Linked DNA regions of Homo sapiens: regions 1 and 2 are each linked to region 3. Evidence: chromatin loops called from intact Hi-C (ENCODE). Cell type or tissue: heart left ventricle. All regions are shown on one strand.

The links. A loop is a pair of places that touch in the nucleus more often than their neighbours do. Peaks named below come from ENCODE experiments on the same cell type or tissue, not always from the same donor. Only the 100,000 strongest peaks of a DNase experiment are listed, where the experiment ranks them.
Region 1: a loop joins it to region 3, with 2.2 times the contacts of the local background. A loop is called at or near these places in 18 of 110 quality-filtered maps.
Region 2: it touches region 3 in a loop (4-fold over the local background); 2 of 110 quality-filtered maps call a loop at or near these places.

What each region holds. Positions count from the first base shown.
Region 1 is chr9:121,848,420-121,856,419 of GRCh38, reverse strand. The region is part of intron 8 of TTLL11 (tubulin tyrosine ligase like 11); the gene reads left to right. Among named protein-coding and RNA genes, the nearest start is that of DAB2IP, 200 kb to the right of the region's middle. In heart left ventricle, no CTCF peak of the experiment used is centred here; DNase peaks (open chromatin) are centred at 3,249 and 3,529; H3K27ac peaks cover 1,198 bases.
Region 2 is chr9:121,761,578-121,769,577 of GRCh38, reverse strand. It overlaps DAB2IP (DAB2 interacting protein), which reads right to left. Exons shown (of 16, transcript NM_001395010.1): 7 at 5,929-6,073; 8 at 5,699-5,843; 9 at 2,848-3,084; 10 at 945-1,146. Among named protein-coding and RNA genes, the nearest start is that of DAB2IP, 110 kb to the right of the region's middle. RefSeq lists a silencer at 5,554-5,848. In heart left ventricle, a CTCF peak has its summit at 4,156; DNase peaks (open chromatin) are centred at 3,847, 4,287, 5,047 and 5,687; H3K27ac peaks cover 2,302 bases.
Region 3 is chr9:121,545,781-121,553,780 of GRCh38, reverse strand. The region is part of intron 1 of LOC107987016 (a long non-coding RNA gene); the gene reads left to right. Among named protein-coding and RNA genes, the nearest start is that of GGTA1, 50 kb to the right of the region's middle. RefSeq lists a silencer at 7,562-7,611. In heart left ventricle, CTCF peaks have their summits at 2,905, 3,116 (motif pointing left) and 7,655 (motif pointing left); DNase peaks (open chromatin) are centred at 3,110, 7,610 and 7,980; H3K4me3 peaks cover 862 bases.

The DNA.
Region 1 (8,000 bases), 300 kb before region 3:
GCCTCAAAGAGGTGAAATTACACAGACACGTCAAGTATTACAGTGGGGGCCAGTAGCAGTGGCTCATGCCTGTAATCCCAGCACTTTGGGAGGCTGAGATGGGAGGACTACTTGAGGCTAGGAGTTCGAGACCAACCTGGGCAACATAGCAAGACCCCGTCTCTATTAAAAAACTTAAAAATTCACCAGGCATGATGGCAGTTGCCTATAGTCCCAGCGACTTGGGAAGCTGAGGCAGGAGAATTGCTTGCACTCAAGAGTTCAAGGCTGCAGTGAGCTGCAATTGTGCCACTGCACTCCAGCCTGGGTGACAGAGAGAGATCCTGCCTCTAAAAAATATATTACAGTGGGGACCCTAGTATTTGAATAAAAACCAGTCTAACTTCAGTGTCTGCTGCCCTTTCCATTATACCCAGTGCTCTCAGTCACAAATGAATATGACATACAGTTGACGATTGCAATAGTATATGACCAGAGCTATCATGGGGGGAAGCAACAGAGGAAGGTTGCTGTGAGGGTTAAGATAGAACGCATACAAGGCACGTAGCATGCTGTGACCCAGAAAAGCCACCCACTGTGCATTCTGTATCCTTGAGGGCCTAGCACATGGCCTGGAACATGCAAAGCATCTCGCCCAGTGCCCAGTTAATGTTTGATGAGCAGACAAATGCAAAAATAAAAGATGCCCTGCATCCTCAAAGCAGGGAATCCTGAGTGTGAGAACCGTGGCTCAGAGTAGAGGTGGTCTCTTTGACAGGGTCTCCCTCCCCTCCTCTGAACGCCCATTTGGACTGGATCATCACCCATACCCAGTGCCTGCTGTGTCAAAGTGCTAAAGCATCTTCCCCTCTCCCGCAGCCAGCCAGACCTTCCTTCTGCCGTTATAAGACTTTGGTGCCCACTGAAGGGGTTAACCAGATCCCTGATGCTTGAGACCTTTAAGAACAAAAATAACCTGCAAAAGGAGACCTTGCTATTGAAATGGAGAAGAAAAAATGGTGCTTAAAATAATTAGGAAAAAAATAAAAACTAGTGAGAAAAAGCATGCACATGATGAAATCTAAAACTCAAATAATCCGTTTAAATAAATTTGCTTTTGATTGTTTGTTTTGTGTTTTATTAGACCTCAGGTGCATAGAATTAGATTAGCCATCACCCATCACCCTGGGTTCATGAGACACTTCCATCATGATCCACGCATAACCTACTTTTATTTAGTTAGCTTTTTAAATTAGCTATTTTTAATAATGGAATAAGCATCCGCAAACTCACCACTCAAAACAAAAGCTAGAATTTGACAGTGACCTACATCTAATATGTGGCTCTCCCCACCTAAGGAACCCCCCGTCTGCACCCTGGGTTCATCATTCCCCAAATGGGCTTGCCTTCACCTCTGTCAGAATGTCAATGGCTCTTCAAGAGCTGGATGGAATTTAGTAACATGTAGCTTATGCTCTCCAGCATGCCAATGTTAATTGTCATTTAAAAAAAAGATAAGAATTTTAATTTTCACTTCTAGAATTTCCAGCAGGACACAGAACTCTAAATGAGGATGTTATCAGCAAAACTGGGATGTCGTAGCCCTCGAGTAGCCCTCTCATTGCCCAGAATTCAAATAAAGAAACAAATTTGTCAGTGAAGATGCATTTATTTCATGTAAATTGCACTCAGGAGGTCCTTCTTATCATGGAGACTTTGCCCTCAGCTCTTTCCAGAGTGGAATTTCACATCTCCGTGGTAAGAGATGAGGACAGCATCAAGATTAGGCAATTAAAGGCAAAATCATGGTGTCAGCTGTGAGAGACAAACATTTTACTCGCAAAGGTAACATTTGAGCTGGGCAACCAAGAATCTTGTCCTGGTCCTAACAAAAGACCAACATCTGGGGGCTTCTGAACTTTGTTTACTTCAAAGCCAGATGTTTTTGCTATTTTAAGATATAAGCTAAAGGTCCCTTTCAGTAACCAAAGGGAACATGAGAGCAAAGGAAGAAAAAACTGACTGTGGAGTCTTCCCCACGTCCCCTTCCCATGAGAGCTCAAACACCACACACCTCTTGCTTGGAGAGGGAGATCTAAGAATGGCATTGTTTATTATCTGACATATGCTGAGTGCTCTTTGACCAAAATAAGAAACATTTCTTCCACTGCTTGATGAGCTACATGCCTGCCTCCTGAGCTATGTGCCCAGCTCCGGGGGCTGCCTTGGGTTGACTTGCTATATACCCAAAGCCACAGTCTCCAGAATCAGACAAACTGGGCTTTCAATCTGCGCTTGGTCACTTGCTAGCTAACCTCAGGGAAGTTAGGCAACTTCCTCCAAGCCTCAAGTTCATCAGGTGTAAAGTGGAGATAATAATGGTGCCTGCCTCCTGGAAACCTTGGGATGGATGAAATGAAACAAAACACGGAAAGCGCTCAGGGCCATGTCTGCCTGTGGAAAATGCTCAGGAAGCGGGTCTGCCCCTAGTGTGATCCCATTGCTCCTACTGCACTACTTTCTCGGGAAGTGCTTCTGGGGCACCTACCCCTGCCAGCTGCTCTGCAGGTGCTGGGGACAGAGATGGGAAGAAGGGCCTGCCTCACAGCCAGATGAGAGGGTCAGGACGTGGCCGCAACAGACTCTCCCTTGGTGGCTGACAGAGTGCCAGGCCCTCCTCATCCCACCCTGGCGACAGTGGGGACAGTGAGGCTGGGGAAGACAGAGGAAATGTGGTGCTGGCAGCCTCGTCCATGGCTGTGTGAAGCAGGAGCCCTGCCTGCTCCCATCACTTACAGGCCTGTGCCGGCCCCCAGCTGCCTGCAGTCACTGGTCTCACAATTCCAACCCCAGGGGAGGACATTGGCGCATTTCAGGGCCTTGAGAGCTGGACCCCTGTCCACTCTGCATCCCCACTCATCACTAGCCTCACACTCACTCCAGCCAGAATGGCCGGCCCCCTCAGGCCCCCACCTCTGCAGGAACCCCCTCTCCTTGCTCACCACCACCCCCCAGGTCCCCTCCCTCACAGAGCCTCCCCCAGTGCTCAGGCTGGGCCCAGTACCGTCTCACCTGCTCCGCAGCACCCAGCGCTGCCCTTGACCACAGCACACATTGAGTACTGTGAAAGGGCCTGGACATCTGCCCCCGACATGAGGCCAACATCCAGGAAACAGAGCTGTTCCCGCCTGCATGAGGCCAAGCACTGAGACTGGCATCTAGCAGGTGCCCTGCTACACATGTCCCATGGACCAGGGCTCAGCCGCGGCAACCCACCAATCCCATGGGTGTCTGAGCCTCATGACCATCTCTCAGCAAAATCCCTCAGTCACCGACTGCGAGTCATCTGACGCCTCTGCTCACATCGGCTGGAGTAAGCCCCAGCTGAAATGTATTTGGTTAACGATGCACTGAAATATTGAAGAGTATTTTCATTTGGAATGTTGAGCGCAGTCTCCTTTATACATAAACATGGCTTGCCCCCTCCCCCTGAAATACAGGAGGCCTCGGATAAGTAGGCCAGTTTCACGCAGCGCCTCGTGCGAGGTGTCTGGCACGAACGATGTTCTTCAGCCTTGAAATTATCTCGCAGTCAGATGGGCCTCTCTGGATGTGTGCCCTACACGCTTACAAAATAGTTGGCGTCAGAATTATTTTTAATAAAAGCAAGAGAGCCAGCAGAGATGCCGGCTCAACCTCCCCCTCGCTCACCCAGACCCTGATCTCCCAGGCCTGCTAAAGCCACTTCTGCACCCGTAGTGCCACCAGACTAGGTGGAGTCACACCCGCTGCCCCTTTGTCGGGCGAGTGCCTGTCCTTCCTCATCCTCAGTCACCTTGAGGGTGGAGAGAATAGGATCTCTGCCCATCGTCTGGCCCCACCCCCCAAAAACAGACAAAGGGGAGAAAGCTGAATTCTTTTTGATGTAGGCCTCCCCTCTCCCTACACTTGTTGCCCACCATCCCCAGATCTTGTAGGAACAGCAGCCGCAGGATCCAGTGTTGTGTAGAAAGCCGGCAGCTGAGTTAGACAGGCCGGGTTTCAATACTCTGCTACCTTCCCTCGGGAAGCCCTGAGAGGGGGCACTGCACCTCTGGGAGCCTCAGTGTCCTTTGAAATGGGGCAATGACATCTACCTTGGGGCACTGTCAGGATTTAGTGATAAAGTATGCACCTGGCCCAAACAGTAGCTTTTTCTCTGTCTAACCACCACCATCCTTCCTGGTGGGTGTGTGTGTCACAGATTACAAACCATTTCCAAAGTCACTTGTCCACACAGTGCACACACTCCCAGTGAGCTCTACCGTGACCCTATATACAGAGGAGGAAACCAAGGCTCAGAGGGCTAGAAACAGCTCCACAGGCAGGCAGGGGCAGAACAGGGGCCAGCCCCGAGTCTCAGTCCTGGTCTGCCTTGCGCAGTGACAACCGTCACAGGCACATGAAGATGTGAGCCCCGTCCCGGCCCTCAAATTCTCCCAGGCCTGAGAATTGGGCAGAGCTGTGTTTAGTAGGATGGTCTGGCCCTTGGTCTTGGCTAAGCCTGGCGTTAACAACAACAGCATGTCCAGGGAGCTCTCGGGGCTGTGAGGGCTTCCCCCCCACCACTCCTCTCATCCATCCGTTCCTCCCACAGCCTGGAGCAGGCAGTAAATTGTTTGCACACACTTTATTGTTGCAAAACACAGCACTCAGTGCTCCCAACTGCACTGAGGGGAGGAATTTCTCTTATTCCAGATTTAGAGCTGTGGAAATAAGGATGGGACGGGTTAGGGGCCACCTCCAATAGCCCCTGCAGTGCTCAGGCTGAGACCCAGGTCTCCTGACTGTATCTTCTCCAGCAGGCTCTCTCCTAATGCAACTGCCGGTGATTGACGCCAACACCAGCTACATTTATCAAGCACCTAACACAGGCCAGGTGCTGTAAAAGCCTTTTTTAAAAAATTAATAGGCTTAATATTTTTAGAACATATAGTTACAGAAAAAATTGAGCAGATAGTACAGAATTCCCATGCACTCTCCCATTCCCATGCACACAGTTTCCTTATAACACCATCTTGCATGATTGTGCTGTTATAATTAATGGAAAAACCTTGGTATATTATGATCGACTCAAGTCTGTAGTTTGCATTAAGGTTCACTCTTTGTGTTGTACAGTTCTGTGGGATTTGACATTTGACAAATGTAGCCACCATTACAGTGTAATACAGAATAGTTTCACTGCCCTAAAAATTCCCTGTGCTCCCCCTGTTCAGCCCTCCCCTCCGTGAGCGCCTGATCTTTTTACTCTCTATAGTTTAGCCTTTTTCAGAAAGTCATATTGTTGGAATCATATCGTATCTAGCCTTTTCAGACTGGCTCTTTTCACTTAACAATATGCATTTAAGGTTTCTCCATGTCTTTTATGGCTTGCCAGCTCATTTCTTTTTATCTCTGAATAATAGTCCATTGAACAGATATGCCACAGTTTGTTCGTCTATTCACTGACTGAGATACACCTTGCTTGCTTCTAGTTTTTGGCAATCATAATTAAAGCTACTATAAACATTCGTGCGTGGGTTTTGTGTGGACATAAGTTTGTAGCACGATTGGGCAATTACCAAGGACGTGATGGTTGGATTGTATGGTGCAATGGTTAATTTCAGGTGTCTACTTGACTGGAGTAAGGGATACCTAGAGAACTGGTAAAGCATTAGTTCTGGGTGTGTCTGTGACAGTGTTTCCATAGGAGATTGGTGTGTGAGTTAGTGAACTGGATGGCGAAGATTCACTCTCAATGTGAGTGGGCACCATCCAATCAGCTGGGGGCCCAAATAGAACAACAGCAACAAAAAGGCCAAGATGACTCTCTTTCTCTTTCTCTCTCTCTCTTGCCCACCACCTCCCCACTCCTCCCCCTTCACTGCTCCCTCATGGAGCTGGGACACTCTTCTTCTCCTGTCTTTGGACGTCAGAACTCCAGGTTCTCTGACCTTTGGAATCCAGGACTTACACCAGGTCCTCCCCTCACCCCCACCCCTCCAGCTCCAACTACTTAGGCCTTAGGCCTGGGACTGAGAGTTACACCATTGGCATCTCTTGTTCGTGGGCCATCAGACTTGGACTGAGCCACACCACTGACTTCCTAGGGTCTCCACTTTAAAGATGGTCTGTTGTATGTGGGACTTCTCAGCCCTGAGCCAATTCCCCTAATAAATCCCCTTTCACATATCCATATCTATGAATATCTATATCTATCTCTGTATCTATCTACATCTGTATCTATTTATCTCTCTGTCTATATATATATGCAGTGAGTCTTCCATATCCATGCATTCCACATGTGCAGATTTAAATCAGCCATGGATTGGTAGGTTTTTTTTAAGAAAAATAAAAAATAATATAACAATTTTAAAAATACAAATAAAAAATACAGTGTAACAGTTACATAACATTTACATTGTGTTAGGTATTATAAGTAATCTAGAGATAATTTGAAGTATACAGCAGGATGTGCATAGGTTATATGCAAATACTACACCATTTTATATAAGGAACTCGAGTATCTGCAGAATTTGGTAGCGGTGGGGTTACCTGGAACTGATCTCCTGTGGATGCTGAGGGACGCCAGACTGTCTTCCAAAGTAGTAGTACCATTTTGCATTCCTACAGTAATCAATGAGAGTTCTTTTTGCCCCACATCCTTGTCAACACTTAGTGTACTCAGTTTTTTGGATTTAGCCATTTTGATAGGTATATAGTGCCACCTCATTGTCTTACTTTGCAATTCCCTAAAGACATTTGATGTTGAGTATCTTTACATACGCTTATTTGTCATCTGTATAACTTCTTTGGTGAGATGTCTGTTCAGCTCTTTTGCCCATGTTTTAATTGAGTTTTTTTAATTGTTGAGTTTTAAGAATTCTTTGTATATTTTGGAGACAAGTTCTTTATCAGATATATATTTTGCATATACTTTTCTCCCAGTCTGTGGCTTATCTCATTTTCTTAACAATGTCTTTTCAGAGGAGAAGTTTTTAATCTTAATAAAGTTCAACTTAACAATTTTTTTCCTTCATGAATCTTGCTCTTGGTCTTGTGTCTAAAATTTTATAGCCAAACCCGAGGTCATCTAGATTTTCTCCCATATTATCATCTAGAAATTTTATAGTTTGTATTTTACACGTAGGTCTGTGATCCATTTTGACTTCATTTTTGTGAAAGGTGTAAGTTCTGTGTTTAGATTCTCTTATTTATTTGTTTTGCTTATTGATGCACAATTGTGCCAGCACAGCTTGTTGAAAAGACTAACCTCTCTACATTGAATTGCATTTACTCCTGTGTCAAAGATCAGTTGACTATATTCACAGGGGCCTACCAGGACTCTCTCTTCTGTTCCATTGGTCTAGTTACCTATTCTTTTACTAATACCATACTGTTTTGATTACTAGAGCTTTATAGTAAATTTTGGAGTTGAGCAGTGTCAGTCCACTGACTTGGTTCTTTTTCTTCTTCAGTGTTATGTTTGCTATTCTGGTCTTTTGTCCTTTCATATAAATTTTGAATTAGTGTGTCAATATCCACAAAATAACTTGCTGGGATTTTCATTTGGATTGTGTTGAATCCATAGATCAAGTCAGAAAGAACAATAATGATCTTCCTATTCATAAACATGAAGTAGCTCTTCATTTATTTAGATCTTCTTTTTATTTCTTTCATCTAAGTTTTCTAGTTTTCCTCATATAGATCTTGCACATATTCTCTTAGATTTATACCTAAATATTTTATTTTATTTTGGTGCTAATGTAAATGGTTTTAACTTCAAATATGTTTTTAATTTCAAATTCCATTTGTTCATTGCTAATATATTTTTAAAAATTGACTTTCCTATAATAACCTTGTATCCTTCAAACATACTATAGTCATTTGTTACTTCAGGAGGTTTCTTTGTCAATTCATTGGGATTTTCTACATTGACAATCCACTGAACACAGAAAATTTTATTTCTTCCTTCCAAATCTCTATACCTTTCATTTCCTTTT
Region 2 (8,000 bases), 220 kb before region 3:
CTAAGTGTCCATCAATAGGGGACTGGTGAAATAAATAGCATTCATACAATGCAGTCATTAAAAAGTCCCTGGGGGTGGTGGAGATTGCACTGACAAGCAAAGAGGCCCACAACACAGTGGTAAGAAATGCACACAGCAGCATACACAGTATGTTCTTGCTTTAAAACAAACTGAAGAAGGAAAAGAGCTCTATGTGTGTGCGCCTGCATGTGTGTGTGCGCTTACACATGCACAGATCGTGTCCAGAAGGCTGCATACCAGTGCTCTGAGCGGTCACCTCTAGGGAATGGGACCAGGAGGCATGAAGGGCCTTCCAGGCCAGTTTCAGCACCTTACAAAAGTAAGGTGGTCCCTTGGAGCCCTAGAAAGCAACAGATATTCGGGAAGTAGTTCCTGGTAGACCCAGCCCTTAAGTCCAAGAACTAGTTGCTCACTGTGTGGGCTGAGGCTGGGGGTCAGTGAAGTCTCGGGCTAGGGAGGGCTCACTTCAGGTGACTGCAGCAGTGTCAGAGGTGTCTAGGGAGTAACCTTGTCAACTGATGGTCAAGGGCAATCCTAGAAAGGTTTTCGACTTCCTGCTGGACAAGTGGAGGTACAGGGTCTTGAGTCATCTTCTTCATACAGGCGGATTCACGATCCAATTCTATTTCTCACATGCTCTGGCAGGCAGCACAGTGGCGCTTGTCCACTAAAGGCTGAGTGCATGCGGAACACCCCAGCTCTAGTACCCAGAGTGGGGCAGCCTTGGCAGATACTGCTGAGTGAACATAGCATTTGCCCACAGAGAAAATGGGGCCCACAGATCCCCAGTGTGTTCTGACAGGACCTGGCCTGATCATGCCACTTGGGCAAACTCTCTGCCCTCCATGGTTACTCTGGAAGGGGGAACACTAAAAGCCTGATGGCAGCTTTTGGCCCCACCTCCGCCCCACGGCAACAGGCACCTGCTCCAGCTGGCTGACGGCCTCCCAGAGCAGTGAGTGCAGGCTGGAGAGCTCGCGGCCCAGGTCGATGTAGCCCTCGAAGCCGGCTGTATTGGAGAGGGTCTCGGGGTTGGAGATCTCCAGCAGGAAGCGCTGCATGTTGGTCCACTCATGCTCTAGGAACTGGTTCATGAAGGACATGTATTCCTCCTTGCTGCCAAATCTGGAGAGAGGGCAGTTGGGTGAGCACTACTGGGCCCAGGCAGGCCCTGCCCAGGAACTCCCTCCACTGGGACACCACCACCCGCTTTCCCCACTATGGCAGGCTCCCACTCCATTCACTCCCCAAGTCAGCTGAATATGCTCTGACCCAGGTCACCAGGGCCCTCCTTGCTCATGGTAAGTCCAGCGATCCTTTTCTGAACCTTTTATCTCAGGACCTGGAATGTTCTGTGTCCCCCATACACTGCCTGTTAACAGTGTCCTTCGGCTTTTCCTCCAAGTTTCACTGCCCTGGTATGCAGATGATGCTCAATCCCTGCTCAACCCAGGTCTCCCAATGAGCTTTCAGGCATGTATTAATATATCTGCAGGCACCACCCCTGGGAGTCCCTCCTACTCAGCCTGCCACACCTGAAGTCATCATCAACACCCAAACCCATGCCCTCCTCCTGAGCTCCCTACCCTAAGTGGAGACCCCACTACCCATACAGATACACCTGAGACAGAATCTCTGGCAGCTGTCAACTCCTCCCTCTTCCTCATTCCCAAATGGCACGGCCCACTGATTTTGCCTTCTAATCACCCCTAACCTTGTCCCTTGCAGCCACTGCCTCCTGTACCCGCTCCCCTCCCTGCGAATTTTCTGCTATTGTTGCTGGAACCACAGCTATGCTCTCCTTTCACGTCTCCTGGCTACCATCCTGCTCCCTCCAACCCATCTGCCCACTGCTGTCAGGGTGAGCTTTTCAGGATCCAGAACAGAGGAAGGCCATCCTCTCCCTTGTTTAAAACCCTCTGGTGGCTCCCACAGCCCTGTCTGGCCTTCAGGTCCCTGCTGTCCTCTTAGGTCTCATCGCCCGCTTCTCCTGACCTGGCACAGTGCATGGCCCTCCCTGGGATGCCCAGCCTCTGCTCCTCTTGAGACAATGAACGCCTCACCCTGACATGCAGTTGGGGGATCATGTCACCCTGGAGGCTTTCCTGTCTCCTCTCCCAACAAGCTGAGAGCCCTCCTAAGAGGCTCGTGTGTGTCTATCACTGCTCTCCTGCTCATTCCACACGTCTCCCTGGCTGAAGTGCTGAGCGCCACCAGGACTGATTCATCTTGGTGCCGTCAGAGCCCAGCACACAGATGGCCCCAGGATGGGGCTCAATCTATGTTTTGAGAATGAACAACAGTGAGACGACCCAGCCCTTCTACTTCTGCCCACTTGCTCTAAGGATGCAGCCAAAAACACCAATAGTGCTTTATCAGCAAAGACATCCTGATAGCCTGACACCAGGATGGTGGTGCCCAACCCAAGTGCCCAAGCACAGGGAATGGATTAAGGAAATATGGGCCAGTCCCCCTTGGAGGAATATTAGTCATTTATTTCAAAACAGGGCTTAATGAATGTTAAGGGATATGTGAGAATCCTTATAATAATACATTAATTCAAAAAAGCAGAAGGAAAAAAATGTCTCATGTCGTCACCTTTAAAAATTAAGAAACATACCAAAATGACATATACCTTGAGTAGAAGGACAGGGTGTGGAGATTTTATTTTTTAAAAAGCGGGAAGGAGAAGGACTGAGGATGACAGGGACAAAACCAGGGCCTGTTTATGGTCTCTGCTCAGCTTGGGGGCAGAAACACCCCCAGGGCCTGCCCTGTGGACACCAGCCCTGCCCAACTCTGCCTGGTGAGGGAGGAGGCACTCACTTGGCAAAGTTGGCCAGGTTCTGGGTGACCTTGGCGATGAGGGTGAGGGTGCGGGCAGTGCGGTCATCAGGGTACTCCTGCAGCAGGTTGAAGAGTGAGGGCGACATGATGGCTGGGCAGAGGAAGCGCAGGAAGAGGGAGGCGCTGATGAGCCGCTCACTGATGTCCGGGCGGCCGCGACTGCTGCACTCCTGCCTCCACGAGGCAAACACCTCTTTCAACTCCCGTGGGAAGACACTGTGTAGGGACAGACAAAGGTGGGCTTGGCTGTCAGGCAGGGGCCCAGGACAGGAGTGCACAGAGCAGGAACCTGCATTCCAACCTTGGCTCTACCCCGCCAGCTGCGTGAGGTCAGCCCCGCTGTCTGAGCTCTGAGGACACAGCCATCTGGGGAGAGCAGTCAATACAGGGTGGCTGGAGCAAGTGCCCAGGCAGGAGGAGGAGCAGGGAGACCCAGGCTCCCATCGGGCAGTGGGTTCTCAGTGAAGGGCCGGGCAGGTGGGATGGGAGGAGGCATGAGGAGCTGGCTCTCCGTCCTAACCGGAATTAACTGCCAAGGGCCAGTGCTGAACCACCTCTCCAGCTTCTGGTCTGGGCCCTCCCCACCTCTCTGCCAGTGTCTACTTCATTTTTCAACCCAAACAGCAGGCATCTGGGTCTAGGGGGAAGTGAGGAAAACAGGAATAGACCACTATTCCTTGGGTTCCCATCACTGGCTTTGAGACTAATTTCCTTTGCTTGAATAATGTCACAGGAATCCAGGATTTCCTAAAAGCTCAGAAAGATCAAGAAGATGGGACTACCCCTGAACACGGTGGGACAACACAGCTCTCCATTCTCTACATGGGGAGGGAAAGGGAGGTAGTGACTGCCCCAGGGTGATGGAGCAAGCCGGCAGAGCTGGCCCTAGACAATGGGGCTCCTGGTTCCACTGGGCATCCTGGCCTGCCATGGTCAGGCCCACCTGGCCAACCCTTAAGTGGGTTTCCTATCTTTTTTCCCTAAAAGATGCATCTCCCAGCCTGGGGCAGGCCAGGCCCCAGTGGTCCGTGAACTCAGTCTACACTTGGCTCTGCCATGAGCTCAGGGTGATCTGACCAAGGCCCTAGCCCTCCTGGAAGGCTTGGGTTTTCTCTCCCCTAAACTGAGAGCAAGGCCTGCCCTGCCAAGCTCACAGAGCCATCGTAAGGCTAAAACCCCAAGGCTACAACAGGCTTGACCAACTTGAAATTTCTTCCCCCACAGGCCCAGCAGCCTGCTCAGCAGGCTCTCCTGCAATGCATGCTGGCTGACCCATCAAGGGCACACCTAGCGGGGAATGAAGGTGAGCCACCTTTAGCCGTGGCTCTCACAGTGCCTGGCACAGAACTGGACAGGGGGCAGGTGTTGAGTGGTGACATCTATCAATGGCCTTGTCCAGAATGGAGAGGTGCCTCTGATAAATGCCAGAAAGAGGAAATGGAAAATCACTGTCCACAAATATGTTTTCCCTGAGTCACATGCCCAGCCCCCCTGGAAGAGGGGGAGGGGGAAAGCACAGCCCAGCTGGGAATGGGAAGTGTGTTCCCAGAGTTCAAGGCCCTACAGTCGCTCTCCTCCACCGGCCCAGGGGTGTGGAAAGCTGCACATTTGTGGCCCATCTTGAGGTGCCCATTTGGCCCAGGCAAGCACCTTGTATAGCCCAGGGGCTAAGGCCCTGGGTGCCAACCCTCCTGGCCTGCCCATTCCCCCTGCCTTTTCTTGTCCTTGGGGAGCAGCAAACACTTCTCTGGCCTTCCTGTGTGCCCAGTCCTGAGGTGGTGGGCTCACCTGCCCCCAGGGTGCCCCAGCATTCACAGGAAATGTTTTAGGCACAGGCACAACCCTATCCTGATGGGATCAGGGCTGCGACAGAGGGTACCAGGTGTGGCCTCGGAGCAGGAAGGGCAGGAGTGTATGCAGGGGAAGGTGCAGGTGAGTGAAAGAGATGAACCTAACAAGGAGTGAGGTAAGGCCGGGGAGAGAGTGGTGTCAGAACAGGCTGTGGACGGAGGCTTGGGTGGGTGGGGGCTGTAAGCCCTGAGCTGGAGGGGGACACAGGTTAAACCTGGGCAGCTCCTCTGGGGTGAATATGAACCCACTGCTTGGGCTGACAGCAAGGCCCTCCCGCACAGTCCTGTGTGCCACCACAGAACGAGGCTATACTCGGCACCAGGCTGGCTGGCCATCACACACATATATCCCAGGAGCAAGCTGGTGGCCGTGAAGTCGGCCTTACCGCAAGTTTCTCCGGGACTGATTCCGGTCCTGCTGAGGGGCCTGTCTAAGCAGCCCACTGCTGCATGCCCTGCTGCTTTCTGGGGCTGGCAGAGTCTGCAGACCCCGTTCTACTTCAAAGTCTAGTCCTTTCTGTTTATTCTCTAGTCCCAGCAAGAGGCCTGCCTGGTGCTCAGGCCCCCAACGTGCCCCTGCTTGGCCCCATCACAAGGCTGTGACATGAGCACCTTAGCTCCCACGGACAGGTGAGGAGCCTCAGGTGAAGCCATCCGCCCACCCCAAGTGGGGGCCCACACAGGGCCTGCCAGTCTCACTCCCGCTGCAGCCCAAGCACCCACAATAGCCCCCGGCACATGAAGGGCGCTCCCTCATCACCAGAGACGGCAGACTGGCGTGTCCAGGTTCTTTCCATCACAAAACCACAGCAACATGCTGAACGCTGCCCCACCTGAGAGCTCAAAAGGGACTAGGCCAGGGGACTGGCAAGTCAGTACAACTCAGGGGCCAGGCAGCATCAGGCACACTGCGGGTGCCAGACACTGAAGGACAGGATGGGGAAGGCGACAGGGTGGGGAGACCTGGGCACCGCACTGACCAGTAGGAGTTGATGATCTTGCAGAAGGCCAGCTCGCAGCACATCTTGAGGTTGCCCTGGTGCTCTGGGAGGTCAGCGGCCGAGCACTTGCTGGGATCCACTTCGCAGTTCTCATCTGACTCATACAGCGCTTTGATGAACTCACCTATGGACAAGTGGGCAGGGAGTGGGGAGTGAGGACCTGGCGGGCCCTGCCCCACCCTCTGCCCTGCTGCTGGCCCACTCCCTACCTAGGGCGTCCTGCAGGTACTTCTGGCCCACTAGCTTGAGGTACTCCTCAATGGCCTTGGTGGCCAGTGTGTTCTCCCGGAAGATGAGGTGCTCGTTGTCCCCGCAGCGGTCCACCTCTGACATCATCAGGTCTGTCAGGAAGTCCTGGGGAGGCAGGAGGTGGAGAGAGCAGGACCTGAGCTGGCCTGGCATGGAGGGCCCTAGGATTCCAGACCTAGCCAGAGAAGTCCTGGCATTTTGAGGCTGTTCCATCACCAAGCTGCGGGGGTCCCGGAGAGGAACAGTGTGCCCACCTTTGGGGGCTGCTGGGGAGTGTGGGCAGGGCAGGGGCCCCCAGCCAGGGTAGGAGCCTAGAACTGGTGACAGTAGAGCCGGGTCTATGGATGGAGGCAGCCTGAATGAGAGCATGCCACGTGGAGCCACAAGCCCCCACCACCACAGAGAATGGACTCATTTCCATGTACAGCCCTGATCAGGCCTGGCCTGGTGACCACAGCAGGACTCGCCTCTCCCCGCACCATCAGTGCCAAAGAGGACAAATGAGGCTGCCCTGTCTCATGGTAAGAATGGCCATCAGTATCCACCTATGACTCTGGTGGGGGCTCCCACACCAGACACAGATGCCTTCTGTGCAGCCCCACTGCCCGGGGAGGTCGTGAGCCACCATGCTCAGGCAGGTGAGAGCAGGAAGTGATGTGCAACTGGCTGGAGAGGGAAGGTGGAGGCGCCACTGCCCACCTGGCAATCCAGGGTAGCAGCCCCAGGCCCATCAGGTCCCACACACAGTGTTGTGGGAAAACCCCAGCACAGGAGCCCGAACCCACACCTTCCCCCTACTCTAGCAACCATGCAGATACTAACACCCTCCCTCAGAAGCCCCCACCTCCTTGTGCTCACAACTAACCTGTGGCTTGGGGGAGGGGAAGAAAATAGGAAAAACTGTCATAGTTTCAAGGGAGGGTGACAGTCAGGGCAGGGGGCCACCTAGCACAGAGCCTGCAAGGTGCCCAGGAGGGGTGGACCCAGGCATCTGTGCTCAAGAAATTCCTCACTCCGACATGCACGACCTTGGGGTCCTTTAAAACAGAACTGAGATCTAGACACAGGAACCCAGGGTGCACAGCAGAGGCACAGAGGGACAGCAGGGGCAAAGGGGAAGCTGTCATTGGCTTCCTGGGGATCATGTGGCCTGAGGACCCCTTCCTGACCAGCAGGCGACCTCCAGGGTCTCATTCTCTGAATACACTAAAGCGGGGGTCAGAGGTGCATCTCCCCCGGGGCTCCTCCAGGGCTCCCGCTCAGGACTGCAGCCTTCCTGAACTCCCGCAATGAGAGCCAGGCCCCAGTGCTGGGATGAGAACTTCCTGAGAGCCAGGACCCAATAAGGGGGAAACCAATGCACACACAGCAGGAAAATGACTTGTCCAAGGCCACACAGCCACCTGGGGCCAGATCTGGTCCAAGTCCCTTGCTTCCCAGACTCCGTTACTCCTCTAGCCGTGGAGACGGAAGAGGGGCTAGTTCCCAAGTATTCCAGGGGTGGGGGCTTAGGTACCTGTCACCCCAGCAGCACAAGTTACTTTCTATGCTTCTATCTACTGCTCCCCAATCCCACTGAGGGCCTTTGGGGTTGGCTGCAGCCCTGACTTCACCTCCCTCCACGAGCACCTGGACATACCTATCATTTCAGGCTGCTTCAGGGAGGAATCCGCTTCCCAGGCCAGCCCCAGCCCAGCCCTGGGAACCAGGTACTGAAACATCAGACACAACTGCAGAAAATAATGCAGCCTCTGCAGCCCCCATCACTCCCTCTCTGGTGCCCATGGGTCCTTGATTCATTCCGTTTCCCAGCATACGTCCCCAGTGTTGACCAGCATGTTAAGGACGGGGCAGCCAGAGCTGGCCCAACGTGCAGCCTAGCCAGCCAAGTCTGAAGGCTGGGGGAGAAGGTGAGGGAGGAGGTAGCTGAGCACTACAGAGGAAAACTGCTCCCCATCGCGGGTCCATGGGGAGGAGGTCCCCGCCCCAGCCCTGCACTTGCAGCATACAGCAAGTGCAAGAGGGAGGGGGG
Region 3 (8,000 bases):
TCTGCATGCAGATTGGCCAGGGGAGACCTCCCTGAATAGAGATCTGAAAGCAAGAGGCAGGGCACTGTGCAGATATGATGGGGGGAGTTTCAAAGGGAGAGGGAACAGACAGTGCGAAGGCTCTGAGGCCAGCAGTGGTGGGAGAACAGGTCAGCCCCCGAGGGTCTCGTAGGCAGGGAAGGGCTTGGCTGTTACTCCAAGTGAGGTGGGGCCTGAGGGTGAACATGGCCTCACTTCCAGGCCAGGTGCCAGTTGGGAATAGACTGCAGGGGGCCAGGGCTGAAGTAGTGATGGGGCCAGGAGGCCACTGCACGTGCCTTAACAAGAGATCTTGGACCAGGTGGTCTAGGCGAGGTGGTGAGAAGGCGTGGGACTCTGGTGTATGTTGAAGGTGGTCACTGGCTTTCCTGACGGATTGGATGTGGGGTGAGAAAAAGGAGTGAACGATGACACCAAGCTTTTTGGCTTCCTGAACAGAAGGATGAGGGTCCCAGAAGAAGAGTCAGTGGAGGAAGGGGTTTGAGCCAAGAGCTTCATGTGAACTTGCTGGGCTGGAGGCATCCATTAGACATCGAGTGGAGAGGTGAGGAGCAGCCGGAGGACAGATTCAGGCTGAAATAGAATTCAGGGGCTGTCAGCATGCAAATGGGATTGAAACCCAGGCATCTGAAGGCCGGTGCAAAGGGAAGGAGAGTAGACAGAGGAGAGGAGAGGAGAGGAGAGGAGAGGAGAGGAGAGGAGAGGAGAGGAGAGGTCCCGGCCCAGTCCTGGAAGACACCAACATTAGGTGCAGGAGATGAGGAAGAACCGGCCAAGAGAACTGAGTAGGAGCAGCCAGCCAACAGGAGGAGACCTCAGAGACAGCAGTGACCTGGAAGCCATGGGAGGAGGGCTTTCAGCAAGGAGGGCATGGCCAGCTGGGTCAGGCAAGGCTGAGCAGCTGTATGTGCTGAGGACTGACCGCTGTCCCAAGATTTGGCAACAAGGAGACAGATGATAAGCAACAGCAACACAGTGTGATGAGGGCAGAGACCAGGGAAGCCCAGGTGACCATGGGAGCCCCAAGGAGGGGCACCCAATCAGGGAGGACTTCCTGGAAGAAGGGATGTCTAAGCAGAAACCTGAGGGGTGCACACACATTCCCCAGGTAAAAATGGGGAGGCCAGGCTGAGGGAACAGCACAGACAGAGGCCAGGAGCAGAGAGCAGGCACAGCTCATTTGGGGAACTGAAAGTAAATAAGCCTGGCTGTGATATGGGGCTCAGGAGGGCTTAGGGGTGGGCGAGGGTGTTATTCCTAGAACCCTGGAGAGATCAGCAAAGCAGATGGTGGGGTCCTCAATTAGAGACCAGACTTTGGTGATGGGTGGGTGATGGTAGAGGGAGGAAAGTAGGCTGGTGGCTGGAGAGATGGTGGAGCCATTCCTGAGATGGGGAACCAGGAAGGGAAGCGATTTGAGGAAGATGAGAATTCAGATGACTTTAGGATGCTGGAGGACATTTGAGGCGATATCCATCATCAGCTGGGCATGCAGGCTGGGCATCGAGTCTGGGAGGCGACCGCGTGCACAGGGAGGAGGCCAGACAGGGCTGGGTGAAGGGACACACACACTCATCTCTTTCTGGTGCCGCTTGAGGTCAGCCTGTGTCCAGCCACCCTCTGGGTGCTGGGGAGGGGCCTGGCAACCACCAGTCATTGTGGTTTGTCTCTCCAGACAGCAGGAGTCCAAGGGAAGCCCAGTGGTTCCTTAGACAGGCTGTGGTAACTGTGCCTCGTCCCTGCCACCTCCACCTACCCAGAGGCCACCGAGTGTCTTTGCACACCCCTCAAGCACCCACCACCAGGAGAGGTATGGTCACGAACATTCGCTCATGGCACAGCAATGTATGGAGCACCTGCTGAGTGCTGCATGGTCCTGGCCCTGAGAGAGCAGTAATGACCCAGGAAGACAGACCCCTGCCCTCCTGAGGCCACCGTCCAATGAAAGAGGCAGGCAATAAACCCATCATTAGAATCAAGTGTGAAGCCTGGGCGTGGTGGCTCACGCCTGTAATCCCAACACTTTGGGAGGCCAAGGCAGGAGGATCAGTTGAGGTCAGGAGTTCGAGACCAGCCTGGCCAACATGGCAAAACCTCGTCTCTACTAAAAATACAAAAATTAACCGGTGTGCACCTGTAATCCCAGCTACTTGGGAGGCTGAGGCAGGAGAATCGCTTGAACCTGGGAGGCAGAGGTTGCAGTGAGCAGAGATCGTACCACTGCACTCCAGCTTAGGTGACACAGCGAGACTCCATGTGATGTTGAGAAAGGGAAGCCTGGGGGACCTTTGGGGGCTGGGCGGCAGGGGGGTGCTTCCGGGAGGAGGCAACATTTAAACTATAGGTCTGAAGGATGAGTCAGAGTTAGCCAAGAAGAAAAAGGAGTGAAAAGGTGTTTGAGTGAATGGGAATGGCATGTGGGAACCTCAGAGGTAAGAAAGTGCCTGACAGGTTTAAGGGAATGAAGGGATTAAGTGAGATGGAGCATTGGGTGTTGGCGGTGGTAAGGAACCTCAGGAGTCAGGCTTAGGGACTTGGACCTTCTCCTGAGGGCGATAGGGAGCCATTGCGTGTCTTAAGCAGGGAGTGGCTTGCTCAGATTTGCATGTGGGAGAATTCAGAGACAGATCAGAAACACTCAACCTCAGCCCAGAGGGGCCCAGGCAAGACCCCCCTCTCCCTCCTCTGTAGTTCCCTTGACGCGTGAGGTGGGTCAACACGGCTTGCACTCCCCCAAGGACCCGAACCTAAGGTCCTCTGGAGGCAGGCCCCAAGCCTGTCCTAACAAGTGCCGTGAGAGCCCTCCAGGCCTGCTCTGGGAATCCAGTCTTGTCGCCAGGAGACACGAGCCCATTTGACTCCGGTGGGGGGAGGTGGGCTGGGCGGCACCACCGCGTGAATGCTCCGGAGCTACCCACGGAGGCGACTGACTGGCTGCCAGCGTGCGCTCCGGATGCCACCTGGTAAGGCTGTCGGCGGGAGGCCAAAGAAATCAATCAGGTCCCGAAGACACGCCGCCCCCTCCCTGCCACAACAGTCCCCTGCCCTCGGAGCCTGGAGAGGCTGGGCTGTCCCCGCAGCGCCACCGTGTGGGCGAGGTGGTCACGACGGCAGGTGGTCGGGGCGCTCAGCTGGAGGTGCTGGTGCTGGGGAGAGCGGAGGACACCGCGGGATCGGCAGGCGTTGGGGACCCCACGGCAGCCATCGATCCTATTCTCATCACATAGTTTCAAATTAATTTTTTCAAAACGGAAACATATTTGCGGCCTGTTTGTGACTTGTAATTATTAAGTAATAATATACTTCCTGAAAACAACATGCAAACTCCATGGACTATAGAAAAAGGCAGGCATGGGCAGCTTCCCTGCAGAATTCCATCCCACCACAACCTCTGATTGCATTTTGGCAAACAGGCTTCAGATTATTTTTCTGGCTTCTTTTTTTTTTAAGTCAGGGTCTAGCTCTGTCGCCCAGGCTGGAGTGCAGCGGAGCGGTCATGGCTCACTGCAGCCTCCACTTGCCTGGGTCAACCGATCCGCCCACCTCAGTCTCTCAAGTAACTGGTACTACAGGCACGCACCACCATATGTAGGTAGTTTTTTCATTATTATTTTTGTAGAGACAGGGTCCCACTCTGTTGCCCAGGCTGGTCTCAAACTCCTGAGGTCAAGCAGTCCTCCTGCCTCAGCCTCCCAAAGTGCTGGGATTACAAGCATGAGCCACCATGCCCAGCCCAGATTTTCTTCAACAGAAAGAATATATGTATATGTATATATATATATATATATATATTCACACACACACAAATGAGGTCATATTGCATATGCCTAATGTTCTGCCACTTGCTTTGCTTTTTAAACATTTTTATCAACTGTGGAGTTCGGAGAAAAGAATATTTATTTAGATTGGGCTTGGTGGCTCACACCTGTAATCCCAGCACTTTGGGAGGCCGAGGTGGGCGGATCATGAGGTCAGGAGATCGAGACCATCCTGGCCAACATGGTGAAACCCCATCTCTACTAAAAATACAAAAATTAGCTGGGCATGGTGTCATGTGCCCATCATCCCAGCTACTCGGGAGGCTGAGGCAGGAGAATTGCTTGAATCAGGGAGTCGGAGGTTGCAGTGAGTGAGCTGAGATCGCCCCACTGCATTCCAGCCTGGCAACACAGCAAGACTCCATCTGGAAAAAAAAAATTTATTTAATATACGTGCAGTATATGAATCAGGTTGAAGTGGGACACTGTGTGCCCACCGTCCAATTTAAGAACATTTTAATTACCCTGAAGTTTCTTTTAAAAATATATTTTTCCCTCCTTTCTCACCTTATTATGGATTATATGGGTTTTTTTGTTTGTTTTGGTGGGTTTTTTTTTTTTTTTTTTGGACAAAGTCTTGCTCTATCACCCAGGCTACAGTGCAGTGGTGCGATCTCGCTCACTGCAACCTCCGTCTCCCAGGTTCAAGCGATTCTCGTGCCTCAGCCTCCTGAGTAGCTGGGATTACAGGCACCCATCATCACGCCTAGCTAGTTTTTGTGTTTTCAGTAGAGACGGAATTTCACTATGTTGGCCAGGCTGGTCTTGAACTTCTGACCTCAAGTGATCCGCCCACCTCGGCCTCCCAAAGTGCAGGGATTACAGGCGTGAGCCACCAAGCCCAGACTGATACAGTACTTTTAATTAATCCATGGCATTGCTTTATTAATTTGTTAGTACTCCTTTCTTTTAGTGGTTATCCTAAAGATTATAATGCGTATCCTTGACTTATTAAAGTCTGCTACAGACAAACTCTCACTGCTCGTAGGGAAATGCAGGAAGTTTAGACCACTTAAAACTCCATTTACCCCCTCCTGACTTGGATGCTATTGTCATCTGTTACCATCTGCTATTTGAATCCTTTATATATTTCAAACTCCACAAGACCTAATTATTATTGTTTTATACAGACAATATTTGTTTAGATTAACCAAATATTTTCTCTCTCCATTGGCCTTCATTTCCTCCCAAATCTCCAAGTTTCCATCTGGGATCCATTTTCTCCTGCCTGAAAATCACCCTTTGCTAATTCTTTGATGGGGACGTGCTGGTGATAAATTCTTTCCATTTTTATTTGTATGAAATGTCTCAGTTTCACTTGAATTTAAAAAAAAATTTTCTTTTTCTTTTTATAAAATCAGATCTTCTAGAAGAGGCCACCTTTGTTTTTGAAGAGTATTTTTTGCTGGGTACGTTGGTGTAGGCTGGCAAGAGAAGGCAAGAAAAGAGAGAAAAATAACCGTGTAAGTGGGACAAATAGAAAACAAACAGTAAGACCAGTGGCCTAGACCAGGCACAGTGGCTTACACTTGTAATTTCAGCAATTTGGGAGGCCGAGGCAGGTGGATCACCTGAGGTCATGAGTTCAAGACCAGCGTGGCCAACATGGCGAAACCCTGTCTCTACTAAAAATACAAAAATTAGCCGGGCGTGGTGGCACAAGCCTGTAGTCCCAGCTACTTGGGAGGCTGAGGCAGAATTGCTTGAATCTGGGAGGCGGAGGTTGCAGTGAGCCTAGATCACGCCACTGCACTCCAGCTTGGGTGACAGAGCAAGACCCTATCTCAAACAAAAACAAAAACAAAAACAAAGGCGCAAATCAGATCTGCCTCTCAAAGTTGCTGGAGGGACAGCATGGGGCCAGGGGTAGGGAAAAGCAGGTAGCGACAGGGGCAGAGAGGGGTGGGGATGAGAGTGGGCCCGTATGTGACAGGACACTCCCTGGGGTCAGTTCTTCAGAGCTGGGGGCCCGGAGTTGAGGATGGGAGTGGAGAAGGGAGATGGGGCAGGGGTAGACTCTGGAGTTTGGCAGCCAGGGGAGCCTCAGCGGTGGAGCTGAAAGAGCCCTGGAAGCGGTCCTTGGAGAGTATTTGGGGAGGAAAGCAGGGGATTGCTAAGGAAACCGTCCTACAACAACCCACTCCAGTCGGAGCTCACTGAAGTTCCCGAATAAGAACTCTCTTCTCTTTCAGGGTGCAGCTTCCTACCCACATCTGCACCTCTGAGGGGGTGTATGTATGTGCTGGTGTGTTTGCGTGTTTGCTTTATGTGAGGGGTTTATGTGTTCTTGTGTGTCTGTGTGCAGCCCCTCTCACTGCATAACCACTTTACCCCCATGGCCTGGCTTTCTCTGCTCAGGGCCTCGTATATGCCCGTTCCTCTGCTGGAAAACCCTTTCCCTCCCCTCCCCTTTGCCTGGTGCTCTTCTGCCCATTCATCAAGAGGAGGTGGAGCCCACACCTGTAATCCCAACACTTTAGGAGGCCAAGGCAGGAGGATCCCTTGAGCTCAGGAGTTTGAGACCAGCCTGGGCAACATTGTGAGACTCTGTCTTTACAAAAAAAAAAAAAAAATTTAAATTAGCCGGGTGGTGGCACTCACCTGTAATCTCTGCTACTCAGGAGGCTGAGCTTGAGCCTGGGAGGTTGAGGATACAGCGAGCAGTGATTGCTGGGTGACAGAGCAAGATCTTTTCTCAAAAATAAAAAACAAAGGAGGGGGAGGGGGAGGGGTCTTCTCCCCCAAAAGCCTTCCCTGACCTCCTCACATGTCTAGTGAGGGGCTCCTCTGGTATTCTCGCACCTCTGCCCTGGGCTTCTTTCTCCCCCAGCACTGATCACATTGGGTGCTAATCTCTGGTTCTTGTGTCCATGAGTTCCTCAAGGGCAGGACAGGATCTTGTCTATTTCTATATCCCTGGCACCAGGCAGGGACCTGTCACAGAGAGAGGCTCAGAGGATGCTTGTTGAATGAATGAATGAGGGAATAAGTTAATGACCACATGAACAGCCACTTCTTCAGAAGGGTTTGGGACACAGGCAGGTCTTCCTCGTTCAACCCAAAAAAACAAATTGTCATCGGAGCTGGCGGGTCCTTTAGAGATGAATCCAGAGGCCAGGTGCGGTGGCTCAAGCTTGTAATAGCACTTTGGGAGGCCGAGGCGGGTGGATCACCTGATGTCAGGAATTCGAGACCAGCCTGGCCAACATACTGAAACCCCGTCTCTACTAAAAATACAAAAATTAGCCAGTCATGGTGGCAGGCGCCTGTAATCCCAGCTACTCGGGAGGCTGAAGGAGGAGAATCACTTGAACCCAGGAGGCAGAGGTTGCAGTGAGCCGAGATCGCGCCACTGCACTGCAGCCTGGGCGACAGAGTGAAACTCCGTCTCAAAAAACAAAACAACAACAAAAAAAAGAGAGATGAATCCAGGATCCAGCAGCATGGACCTTACCTGGGAGCTCATTAGAAATGCGGCTTCCCAGGCCCCACCCCAGATCCACTGCATCAGAATCTGCCTTTAAAAAGATTCCCAGGTGACTCACATGCTCTTAAAAGGTGAGCAGCTCTGCTCCCAAGGGCTCCACCTCCCATTTTATAGACAAGGGAACTGAGGCCTGCGGAGGGCCGGGGCCTGGCGAGGCCTGGGCAGGAGCAGGACGTCAAACTGGGCGGCCTCCCAGCGGCTCCGGTCCCCGCCCCGCGGGTCCTCCTGCTTCCCGCCCCGCCTGGCCTGTCCAGACCTTCCCAGCGGCCTCCTGAGGTCTTTGCAAGGAGCTCGCACTCCCCCTGGCGGGCATAGGGAGGGACGGCCTGGGCTGAGCTGGCCGAGGACGGGGAAGAGATGTGGCCTTAGGGACCGGGCGGGGGTGGAGAGGGCCAGCAGGGAGCCAGGGTGTGAGAGGTGGCCAGGTTAGCGCCCCTGCTTTGGAGAGGCTGCCTGAGCTCATCTTGGCTACTCACCACGCGCCACCTGTGGAGTCCGGAGCCTCTGCTCGCCTCCTGCCAGGGGAAAGAATAAGAATGGAGCCCACCTCACTCGCTCCTCGTGAGGATCCCATGAGGATGCGCCGACGTGAGGGGCCAGCGGGGTGGAAAGCCTCCCGCCTGCAGAACACCCGGAGCGCCTCCGCCTCCATCCCA